Linked DNA regions of Homo sapiens: region 1 is linked to region 2. A link is an interaction called in ENCODE POLR2A ChIA-PET data of the cell type or tissue named here. Cell type or tissue: Panc1. All regions are shown on one strand. Each heading gives the region's core, and the rest is flanking DNA. Links, peaks and the distances in the headings are about the cores only. Region 1 overlaps ARMH3 (armadillo like helical domain containing 3). Region 2 overlaps GBF1 (golgi brefeldin A resistant guanine nucleotide exchange factor 1).

Region 1 (5,374 bases), core at 114-5,113, 480 kb before region 2:
AAAAGAACTTCCCCAAGATCTACTGGAAAAAAGGTGACTAAAAAAACTGAAGTGGGAATTCCTACCTGAACACTCTCATCTAGTAACCAGGATAAAAGATAATTCTTGGGTTAAACCAAGAAAGCAAGGACTCCTGTCTCCAGTAACCTCTTCAAAAGCTGACTACTGGCCAGGTGCGGTGGCTCACACCTGTAATCCCGGCATTTGGATAGGCTGAGGTGGGAGGATCACCTGAGCCCAGGAGTACAAGACCAACCTAGGCAACATAAGGAGACCTGGTCTCCACAAAAAATTTTAAAAGTTAGCAGGGTGTGGTGGCGCACACCTGTAGTCCCAGCTACTCAGCTGGGACTGGCAACACAGTGAGACCCTATCTCTACCAAAAAAAATAAAAAATAGCCAGACGTGGTAGCACATGCCTGTAGTCCCAGCTGCTCGAGAGGCTGAGGCAGGAGGACTGCTTGAGTCCGGGAGCTCGAGGTTGCAGTGAGCTATTCAGGAGGTGGAGGTGGTAGGATCACTGGAGCCCAGGAGATTAAGGCTGCAGTGAGCCATGATCACACCACTGCAGTCCAACCTGGGATATAGAGTGAAATCCTGTCTCAAAAAAAAATTTTTTTAGGCTGGGTGCAGTGGCTAACGCCTGTAATCCCAACACTTTGGGAGGCCGAGGCAGGCAGATTACGAGGTCAGGAGTTTGAGACCAGCCTGACCAACATGGTGAAACCCCATCTCTACTAAAAATACAAAAATTAGCCAGGCGTGATGGCGTGTGCCTGTAATCCCAGCTATTCAGGTGAGACAGGAGAATCGCTTGAACCCGGGAGGTGGAGGTTGCAGTGAGCTGTGATTGTGCCACTGCACTCCAGCCTGGGTGACAGAGTGAGACTTTGTCTTTAAAAAAAAAAAAAATTTTTTTAAAGCTGACAATTACTAGAATTCCTACTACCTCCATCACTGTTCCCTTCTATGCACTGCCAATGAAGCTTCACAGTTGCCTGAGAAAGCCCAGAAGTTTATATGACAGTCATTTCAAAATTCATACCTAATTGGAGAAAATGCTGACAGTGATAGAGATGAATAATAAGCTGAGCTCTTCTCTGCCAGTGACCTCTGCATTCATCCAGCTTGGCTGTGGGACATTCATTTTTAGTCTTTTTTTTTTCTATAAACAAAATGGAATCGCTATTTTAAAAACAATTAAAATTCACTGTGCTGGCTGGGCACAGTGGCTCACACCTATAATCCCAGCACATTGTGAGGCCAAGGCAGATGGATCATCTGAGGTCAGGAGTTCGAGACTAGCCTGGCCAACATGGCGAAACCCTGTCTCTACTAAAAATACAAAAAATTAGCCAGGTGTGGTAAGTGCGCCTGTAATCCCAACTACTCGGGAGGTTACGATAGGAGAATTGCTAGAACCCAGGAGGCAGAGGTTGCAGTGAGCAGAGATCACGCCACTGCCCTCTGGCCTGGGCGACAGAGAGAGACTCTGTTTCAAAAATAAATAAATAATAAATAAAAATTCCGTGTGCTACCTTTTAGATCTTGAACAGTATATTATCTACCAAAATAAGTAAGTAAAAATATTTTAGGTAAGGCATCATGTCTCACGTCTGTATTCCCAGTGCTTTGGGAGGCCAAAGCAGAAGAACTGCTTGAGGCCAAAAGTTTGAGACCAGCCTAGCCTGGGCAACATAGTAAGACCCCATCTCTATCAAAAAAAAAAAAATAGCCAGACATGGTAGCACATGCCTGTAGTCCCAGCTACTCGAGAGGCTGAGGCAGGAAGACTGCTTGAGTCCAGGAGCTCGAGGTTGCAGTCAGCTAGAATCGTGTCACTGCACTCCAGCCTGGGTGACTGAGAGAAACTGCATCTCAAGAAAAAAAAACAAAAAAAGAAAAAGGAAAAAAAAAAGTTGGCTGGGTATGGTGGCTCATGCCTGTAATTCCAGCATTTTGAGAGGCTGAGGCAGGAGGATCACTTGAGCCCAGGAATTGGAGCCTGCAGTGAGCTATAATTGTGTTACTGCACTCCAGCCTGCATGACAGAACAAGACCTTGTCTCTAAAAATTAAAAAAAAAAAAAATTAAGTCATCACGTCCCTTTAGTGTGTAGAAGAAACTTTATTTCTCATAGGGACCTTTCTGAGACACTTGATTGGAATAAAGAGTCTCTTCTCTCATTTATAAAGTTACCATACTGTGCCAGGATCTTCCACTTACACATTTCTGCCTGACTGGCAGGCACAGTCCCCAGACGCCTCGTCAGTGTTTTTTGTCCTCAACTGAATGGGCCCTTCCCAGTCTAAGACCTTCCCCCATCCCCCGGGAATAAGCCATTATCTTCACTCTCCTTCCTTCTTTCTCCACTTTCCTGTACTTTTTCCTTCAGAATATCTGACACACTTAGGTTGTCACATATGCCCCAGCCTGATAAAACTGAAAAAGCTCAGGCTTTGTAGTCAGACAGACCTAGGTTCACTCTATGGCTTTACCACTAATAGCTGTGTGACCCTGAAGAAATTACTTAGATTCTTTAGTGTACTCATCTATAAAATGATAAGTACATCTACCCCAAATAATTTACATAAGAATTTTTTTTTTTTTTTTTAAGTTTCACTCTTGTTGCCCAGGCTGGAGTGCAATGGCGTAATCTTGGCTTACTGCAACCTCCACCTCCTGGGTTCAAGAGATTCTCCTGTCTCAGCCTCCCGAGTAGCTGGGATTACAGGTGCCCACCACCACGCCTTGCTAATTTTTTTGTATTTTTAGTAGAGATGGGTTTTCACCATGTTGGCCAGGCTGGTCTCAAATTCCTGGCCCCAGTTGATCCGCCCACCTCGGCCTCCAAAAGTGCTGGGACTACAGGCATGAATCACCATGCCCGACCTATGACATAAGAATTAAGTAAATAACCCATATAAAAGTGTGCAGCTCAAAAACTACCAGTTGTTCCTTTCCTTTTATCTATTTGCACGTATTTTAAATCTGAAACACTTTCTCTCCTATCTAGGGCCTCTGGCAGTGCAGCTTATCTCCTGGTCCAGGGAAGACAGTGGTCATCCTAGCAGCACATCATTGTTCAGCTGACCCTCGCATGTGGGCCTTCTCAAGATGCCCTATATAACATAAAGATGATTACTGAGGATAAGCAGCTTGTAAAACCCCACCTCATCCCCACTTCTGACGTGTCTTTCTGGCAGTAGTGAATCCGGTGAACAACTCATATCAAACATTTTTCTGCAAACAGGTCAGCTGAAATGCCAGAATCTAAACAAAGGCAACAAAGAAGGCAGGGTTGGATGGCCAGTGCCGGTGTCACATGCTCACACTCGAGAATTCGCAAAGCAACCATCATTCATGGCTACAGGGAGGCAGTGAAAGACTACAATACAGGCTGTTGTAGAAAAACATGATGCCAAGCACAGAAAACTGAGTTATGGCTGTCGTGGGAGTCTTACATCTCAGCTCTTCAGCACATGTCTCTGCCAAGGCTGCCTTGTGTGATGGTTCGGGTCCTGTTCTAAGATGAGAAAACACCACAGGAATTCTCAGAGTGGGCTGCTTAGAGAGGCCTCAATTACCCTATTTGAGATCCAAAGCTTCCCTGGGGAAAACTTTTACTTAGGTGGCTCCCATGGGGAAAGTGGGTCACATTCACCTCCTGCTCAGAAAACCCCGCCACACAGCTTTACAGCCCCCTTCTTACAGTCTTCCTCAACAACCTGTGGTGTGCTGGAGATGGCTCACACAGAGGCTTGGCTTGTGAGAGCTGACTGTTAAATTTCAAAAATGGTGACAGCCAGCTGGCTTCACATTAGTAGCCATGGTGGGAGCATTCACACCGAACACTACCAATCAGCTCCCCTCCCACCACTCACAGCTCCACAACCCCCGGCCCCCCAGCAATTGTTAAACATTTACTAGTACGCCAAGGACCAACGACTCTCAAGCTGAAGTATCAGGCTCCATTTTCCTCATAAGTCTTTGTGTTCTCTGGCCCTTTCCCCAAGATCTTTCTGTTCTTCTCCTGGATGTTCTCACGTAATGGATGCCACCCAGGGCCCCTAACAATGTTGTTCCCCACAAACTGGGGTTCTCCTCTTATGAGTGCTTCGATCCTTTCTGGGAAAATAAAGCTAGGCATCATTTGTATTTCTAAAGAGCCAGCAGTTATTTATAATGACTCTTAGGATCAGGAGAAGACAAAAATGGTTTAGCAAGATTACCAATAGATGGAAATAAGAAAATACTTAGCAGCTTCTAACATAACCTTCACTCATTCAGATATAAAGCATGTTATTTCCTTAATTTTCTTTAACCTACTCCCACAAATGAATAACCTGTTTTGTCATAATACTTTTGAAGATATGTCTTATACAACATTATACAGGTCTCCTCTGAATCCAAAATCCAAAGCCCTAGTTAGAGTGGAGACTTAAACTTAGGAATCTGGTTACACCATCCTATGGCCCTGTGACATATGAGGGTACCAGCAGAACACCTTTCTGCTCTTCCCAGAAAATTTCTAAATTTATATGTAGAGAGATTTTTAGCAAGCTCCTGGGTCACTTGGTTGAAAAGAACACCACCTTCAAGATAAGTGTGCCCACTCTTAAAAACTGAAAGCAGGCTGGTGGTTACCAGGGCAGCTGAGGGTTGGGGGGAAGTTGTTCAATTCTGCAAGATGAAAAAGTTCTAGAGATCTGTGGCACAACAATGGACATATTGTTAAGTGTACTATACCATACACTTAACATGATTAAAACGGTAAGTAGTGACATGTGTGGGGTTTTTTTTAACTGCAATTTTAAAAAAAAGATTTACCCAATAGGCCTCATCATATGTCTACCATTGAGGCTGGCTCATACCAGGCCCCTAATAAATGCTTGTGAATTGAACCAAAGGCAGTACACTTAGGACAGGGATGAGAGTCAGTGCGATAGGGATTATGGAGGCTGTGATTAAATGACTGACATATTTTAAATCATCCAGCCTCTGGGTGTTCTGTGACCCAAAGACATGACTTGCTAGAACTATTTTCTATTCTTTCTGTCCTTTTCAGATCCTGGTTTTGAGTACACTTTACAATTTATGCCTCTTCATTTTATCCAATCCCTACCACTCCTCTTTCAAGGCCAAACTCCATTCTTTTCTCCTCCGTATGGCCTTTTCTGACCACTTTTCTGATTGTCTGCAGAGATCTTTCCCTAACAGAATAGATCCACTGGTAAGCTAACAATAACAAGTTGCCTTAAACCATCTCTTGCACTATTCCATCCTCTGATAGCAAAAGCCCTTTTGTATCCCTCAAATGCCTAGCACACTCAGAGGCAAAGAGCAGGCACTAAATACCAAGATACTGATAGCT
Region 2 (5,374 bases), core at 144-5,143:
GATGGAAAGAAGCCAGGTGCCAGGATAGCCCAGGACACTGGGAATACTTTGGGATCTGTGAAGATGCCCTCTGTCCTCTAAAAGTCAAGGTATAGGGGAGCTTAGGGGAGGGATCCAAGCTAAAGATTACCCTAATCTGCATATACCTGCCTTAGGAAGAAAGGGGAGAGAAGGAGGTGTGGGCTGTCTGGGCTGTCCATCACAAGAGTGTGCATGCTGAAGGTGTGGTTGTGGACATACAGGTCACTGAAAGTAAAAAACTCTGTGTATGTACACCTAGCTAGATAGTCCATTGGCCCGTGTTCTCTTTGAATGCATTGTGTCATTTCATTTGTGTGCTTGCACAGTCTCAAGCTGCAGCTCTCATTAGTGGCTATCCAGCATGTTGCCATGATTATTAACCTGGGACCTGCTCCTTTTTTGTAAAGCTTACACTGTCCTTTGGAGTACAGAGTCATACAGATAAGGTGGCGTAGAATTCCATGAATACCTACTGCCCACCCCACACCTTCAGACCTTAGGAGAGGGAGAATAGCTATACCTTTTAAGGGCTGAGGCATTCGTGAGAACTGGCAGCCTCTTGGCCCCTACTCCAGCCAGCAGGCTGAGAACACTAATTGAAATGATCAGGTTGGAGCAAGCTTTGCAGAAGATAGAGAAGGAAACGTGAAAAACTGATCCTCGTATGGGAAGGAATCTCAATGACTGACTGGCTTCTCAGTGGAAGTAGGACTGCCTGGAGTCCCTGAAATGGGGGAGCCTCCTGGAGAGAAAGGCTACCTCATAAAAGTAGATCCAGTTCTTAGTACTTTTGGGAGCTCAATGATAACTGCCAGTAGAGCCAGGAGGTCTCTCATTGATCTCTTGGCCTCTTGCCCTTTTGCATGTTTGGCGGACTCTTCTCCCATAACATTTTTTACTATGAACTTGATCCAGTTGAGCTCCAGTGGTTCCTGGGGAGAGAATCCTTTTGCTTCCTCCTTAGCTATAGCGGTCAGTACGCCTGAAGCTCAGTTCTAAGCATATGACTGCAGGCATTTTGGAGATGGATCATCTAGAAGTATAAATCCAGTATGAGGCTGTTGCTATGTTACTAAGAGCTGGGGGAAGGAAGGGCTCAGCTGTTCAGCCTCATCTTTATTGGAAGGAGCTATGGGTAGGAATGGAAGAATTGTGTGGTTTCTAAGCAAGGAATCAAAGATTACCCAGGTTCTGAGAGCTTGGGGGAGCTTGAGGAAGGGAGTCAATCCCTCACTATCAAAAGGAATTGAACAGGCCATGGACAATAGGATATATTCAGCCTTTAGGAAGAGGCAGAGAGAAAAAGTGCTTCTGCTCTCTTTAGAGTCATTCTAATGGTTTCTGGAAGAGTGTTGCCATTGCCCAATCCAGGAATGGTCCAATCCAAGAATGGTCTATCAGTCTAGGAATAGTTTAGAATGACTTTGTAGAGGGACTGAGTTCAAACCCAACTGAGAAAACATCAGGGCTTAAAAAACAAATTGGGCCGGGCACAGTGGCTCACACCTGTAATCCCAGTACTTTGGGAGGCCAAGGCGGGCGGATCACGAGGTCAGGAGATCGAGACCATCCTGGCTAGCACGGTGAAACCCCGTCTCTACTAAAAATACAAAAAGAATTAGCCAGGCTTGGTGGCGGGCGCCTGTAGTCCCAGCTACTCAGGAGACTGAGGCAGGAGAATGGCGTGAACCCAGGAGGCGGAGCTTGCAGTGAGCCAAGATCACGCCACTGCACTCCAGCCTGGGTGGCACAGTGAGACTCTGTCTCAAAAAAAAAAAAAAAAAAAATGGGGCCTAAACAAAGTAACTTTGAACTTAGAATGGAGGAAATACATAAAAACACAGATCCTAGGGAATAGTTAACAAACAGGTGATAGAGATTGTCCCTTGCCACTAAAAGTAAGCTATAGGAAGAACAGAAATACAGCAAGAGGGGAGTGCAACAGAGCAAGGAGTCAAGGAATCAGTGGCCTTACCATCTGACAACATAAAACTGCATCTGGAAAGACCAATAGTGAGAGGGCCAGAGGGACAGGTAGTCTCATTGATATAACAAATTGGGAGCAGCAGAGAGCACAGCAGCAGCGTGACATGACCTTCTATCCTGAACTCCACAAAGAAACTGGGAGGCCACTCCTTCCTTAACTCCAAGGAATGAGCTTTTGACCAATCTGATACAGAAATTCCAGAGAGTAAGAGATATGTTAGCTGGGTGCAGTGGCTCACACCTGTAATCCCAGCACTTTGGGAGGCTGGGGCAGGCAGATCACCTAAGGTCAGGAGTTAGAGACTAGCCTGGCCAACATAGTGAAACCCTGTCTCTACTAAAAATACAAAAATTATCCAGGCGTGGTGGTCCACACCTGTAATCCCATTTACTCAGGAGGCTGAGGCAGGAGAATCACTTGAACCCAGGAGGCAGAGGTTGCAGTGAGCTGAGATCGTGCCACTGCACTCCAGCCTGGGTGGCAAAGCTAGACTCCATCTCAAAAAAAAAAAAAAAAATATGTTTATGGCTTAGGCCCAGCTCACATACCAGTAAGAAAACCAGGACAGGAAGGAATAGGCTCTTATAGTTGGATAAAACTACAAGTAGGAGGCTGCTCTACAAGCTAGTTGAGGAGGAAAGCCGAGAGACCATGCACCTGTAGAACTGAGTGTCAGGGCAAAGGAAACCCTGCCCTTACACTTTCTGCAAGAGGGTCATGCATCATCCATAGGGCTCGGGATTTCCTGCTTAATGTAACACTCAGGACCCAGAGAAGCAGAGTGATAAGTGTGAGGACTGGCCCTACCAATGACCAGCCCAGAAACAGAATGTCACCTTCTACATGGAGGCTGCCATGCCAACCTGTGAAGTGGTAAATGTAGAAGCCAAGTTAGAAGAGTAGGAATGTGAACTGATGGTCTAGAGTCTTACTTTAGCAAAGATATGGGGTATAGCTTGTTTTCTAGAGATCAGTAGGACTAAATGAAGGGAGATTAATAGGGATAGAGTCTTAGTTTGAATACCATTGCTAATGGGGTATGATATTTCCAGCTGAAAATGAGAGCCGGAGGCATGAGTGATTCATCCAAATGGAAGAAACAGAAGAGATCCCCTCGGCCCCCACGCCATATGACCAAAGTCACACCAGGTTCAGAGCTGCCCACTCCCAATGGAACCACCTTATCATCTAACCTCACTGGTGAGTGCCCTGGACTACTTCCTCTGATTAGACAAAAGAAGAGCTCCTTTCTCTCTTAGGGATTTTGAAATTGAAGACCAACCAACTGAGGGGCTTTGGTCTTGGCGCTGAGAACAAAAAGGGAAACTCCAGGTCAAATCAGAGTGTGACCATTCAGCAACTATGCAGTGACTTAAGGTTGTTCTCTGACAACTTTAGAGACCAATATATGCAAAGATAAGCATGTAATCTGGGAAACAGAGACCCTAGTACCATAGAGGGTTTGTTTTGCCCACAGCCTCTTTCTTCTCCTTCAAGCGTCACATACTTTTCTTGGCAGGTGGCATGCCCTTCATTGATGTGCCCACTCCCATCTCCTCTGCAAGTTCAGAAGCTGCCTCAGCAGTGGTCAGTCCCTCTACAGACAGTGGCCTGGAATTCTCCTCCCAAACCACTTCCAAGGAAGACCTTACTGATCTAGAGCAACCTGGCTCTCCAGGGTACAGCACAGCTACAGAGCCTGGAAGCAGTGAGCTAGGTGTTCCCGAGCAGCCTGACCTCCAGGTATGGCTTTGATTTTTAATGTCCCTCTTCAGTATTCCACTGTGGGAAATGGCTTGATCCTTTGGATCCTTTATGCAGGACTTGGCTCGAAAGAAGCTTGGGGTAACTTCAAAAGAAGCTCTGATCTTTCCTGCTTCTCAGAATTGGTTGTACTGCCTTGAAAACCCACAGCATGACTCACTGTGAGAGATAGCTCATGAGATTTATCAAGTTATGCATATAGGTAGTACTTGACAAAAGGGAAGGAGCTGGCCATTGCTTTTTCTGGAAGGTAATGATCCAAATCCTAAGCCTGTGAGAGGCTCTGTGTCTCTAAGGTTCTAGTCATTGTAGGTCAGTGAAGCCTCAGGAGATGTTTTTCTGAGTCCTTCATCATACTCCTACCTGAGCCATCTTGCGGTGATTCATAAACCACTGAGTTGGCCCTACATCTGTAGCCCATTAGAGACAGCTTGGAAGACAGCTACTTCAGGGGAGTAAGTTCCAAGTTGCTCTTGCCTCATCCCTCTTCCCATATCTCCCTGCTACTGGTCATAGCAGGAAGGGACCCATGTGGAAAAGTCCCAGTCAGCATCTGTGGAGTCCATCCCTGAAGTGTTAGAGGAGTGCACGTCCCCTGCCGACCACTCTGACTCTGCCTCTGTCCATGACATGGATTACGTCAATCCCCGGGGCGTGCGCTTTACACAGTCCTCCCAGAAAGAAGGTGGGTATTCTGGTAGGCTCTGCCAATTCACCTCCCCCATCCTACCTACTAAGCTGCCTGAGCCTAGACCGTCTTAAACCAAGATATTGGACTACTGCCTGTTGCTCCAAGTTCTAGGCTATTTTCTAGTCAGGAAATGGAGTCAAGCCATAGACTGTTGGCATGGAGGGAGCCCTTCCCTAACTTATACTACAGGGAGGAAGTTTGATGGGCAATAGGAAGCAAGAAGGAAGGGAAAAAAGCTTAGGACTTTTAACAGAAAGGTAGGATCATCAATTCTGATTTCCTCCAGAAGTAGACTAGTCCCCTCATGTCCCCAGGAAAAAAAAAAAAATCCTTTTCCTTTTTTTTTTTTTTTCCTGTCGCCCAGGCTGGATTGCTGCAGTGGCACAATCACAGCTCACTATATCCTCGACTTCCTGGGTTCAAGCAATCCTCCCACCTCAGCCTCCCAAGTATTTGAGACTATAGGCATGCACCACTGCACTTGGCTACTTTTAAAAAATCTTCTGTAGAGATGGGGTCTCTCTGTGTTGCCTGGGCTGGTCTCAAACTCCTGGCCTCAAACAGTCCTCCCACCTTAGCCTCCCAAAGCACTAGGATTACAGGCATGAGCCATCACGCCCAGCCCTTTTCTTCAAAGAGAATCACTTACCTAAAATTGCCTTGTGTAATGCAGAGCAGGCTAGGCAAAGCCAGCAGACTAGTTGTTTTATAGCAGTCTCACTCTCCTCCTGGCCTTCCCCAGGCACAGCTTTGGTCCCCTATGGTCTTCCCTGCATCCGCGAGCTCTTCCGCTTCCTCATCTCCCTCACCAATCCACACGACCGCCATAACTCAGAGGTTATGATTCACATGGGACTGCATTTGCTGACAGTGGCCCTTGAGTCAGCCCCTGTAGCCCAGTGCCAGACCCT

The links. ChIA-PET counts read pairs that join two places held together with the same protein. Peaks named below come from ENCODE experiments on the same cell type or tissue, not always from the same donor. Only the 100,000 strongest peaks of a DNase experiment are listed, where the experiment ranks them.
Region 1: POLR2A ChIA-PET joins it to region 2 with 5 read pairs; 2 of 35 experiments call an interaction of 5 or more read pairs at or near these places.

The regions. Positions count from the first base shown.
Region 1 is chr10:101,876,759-101,882,132 of GRCh38, forward strand. The region is part of intron 24 of ARMH3 (armadillo like helical domain containing 3); the gene reads right to left. LOC101927445 (a long non-coding RNA gene) reads left to right here. Exons shown (of 3, transcript XR_946261.3): 3 at 3,017-3,098. Among named protein-coding and RNA genes, the nearest start is that of KCNIP2, 36 kb to the left of the region's middle. In Panc1, for the core only: no CTCF peak of the experiment used is centred there; a DNase peak (open chromatin) is centred at 3,153.
Region 2 is chr10:102,354,979-102,360,352 of GRCh38, forward strand. It overlaps GBF1 (golgi brefeldin A resistant guanine nucleotide exchange factor 1), which reads left to right. Exons shown (of 40, transcript NM_001377137.1): 9 at 3,061-3,208; 10 at 3,528-3,751; 11 at 4,289-4,457; 12 at 5,206-5,374. Among named protein-coding and RNA genes, the nearest start is that of NFKB2, 38 kb to the right of the region's middle. In Panc1, for the core only: no CTCF peak of the experiment used is centred there; no DNase peak of the experiment used is centred there.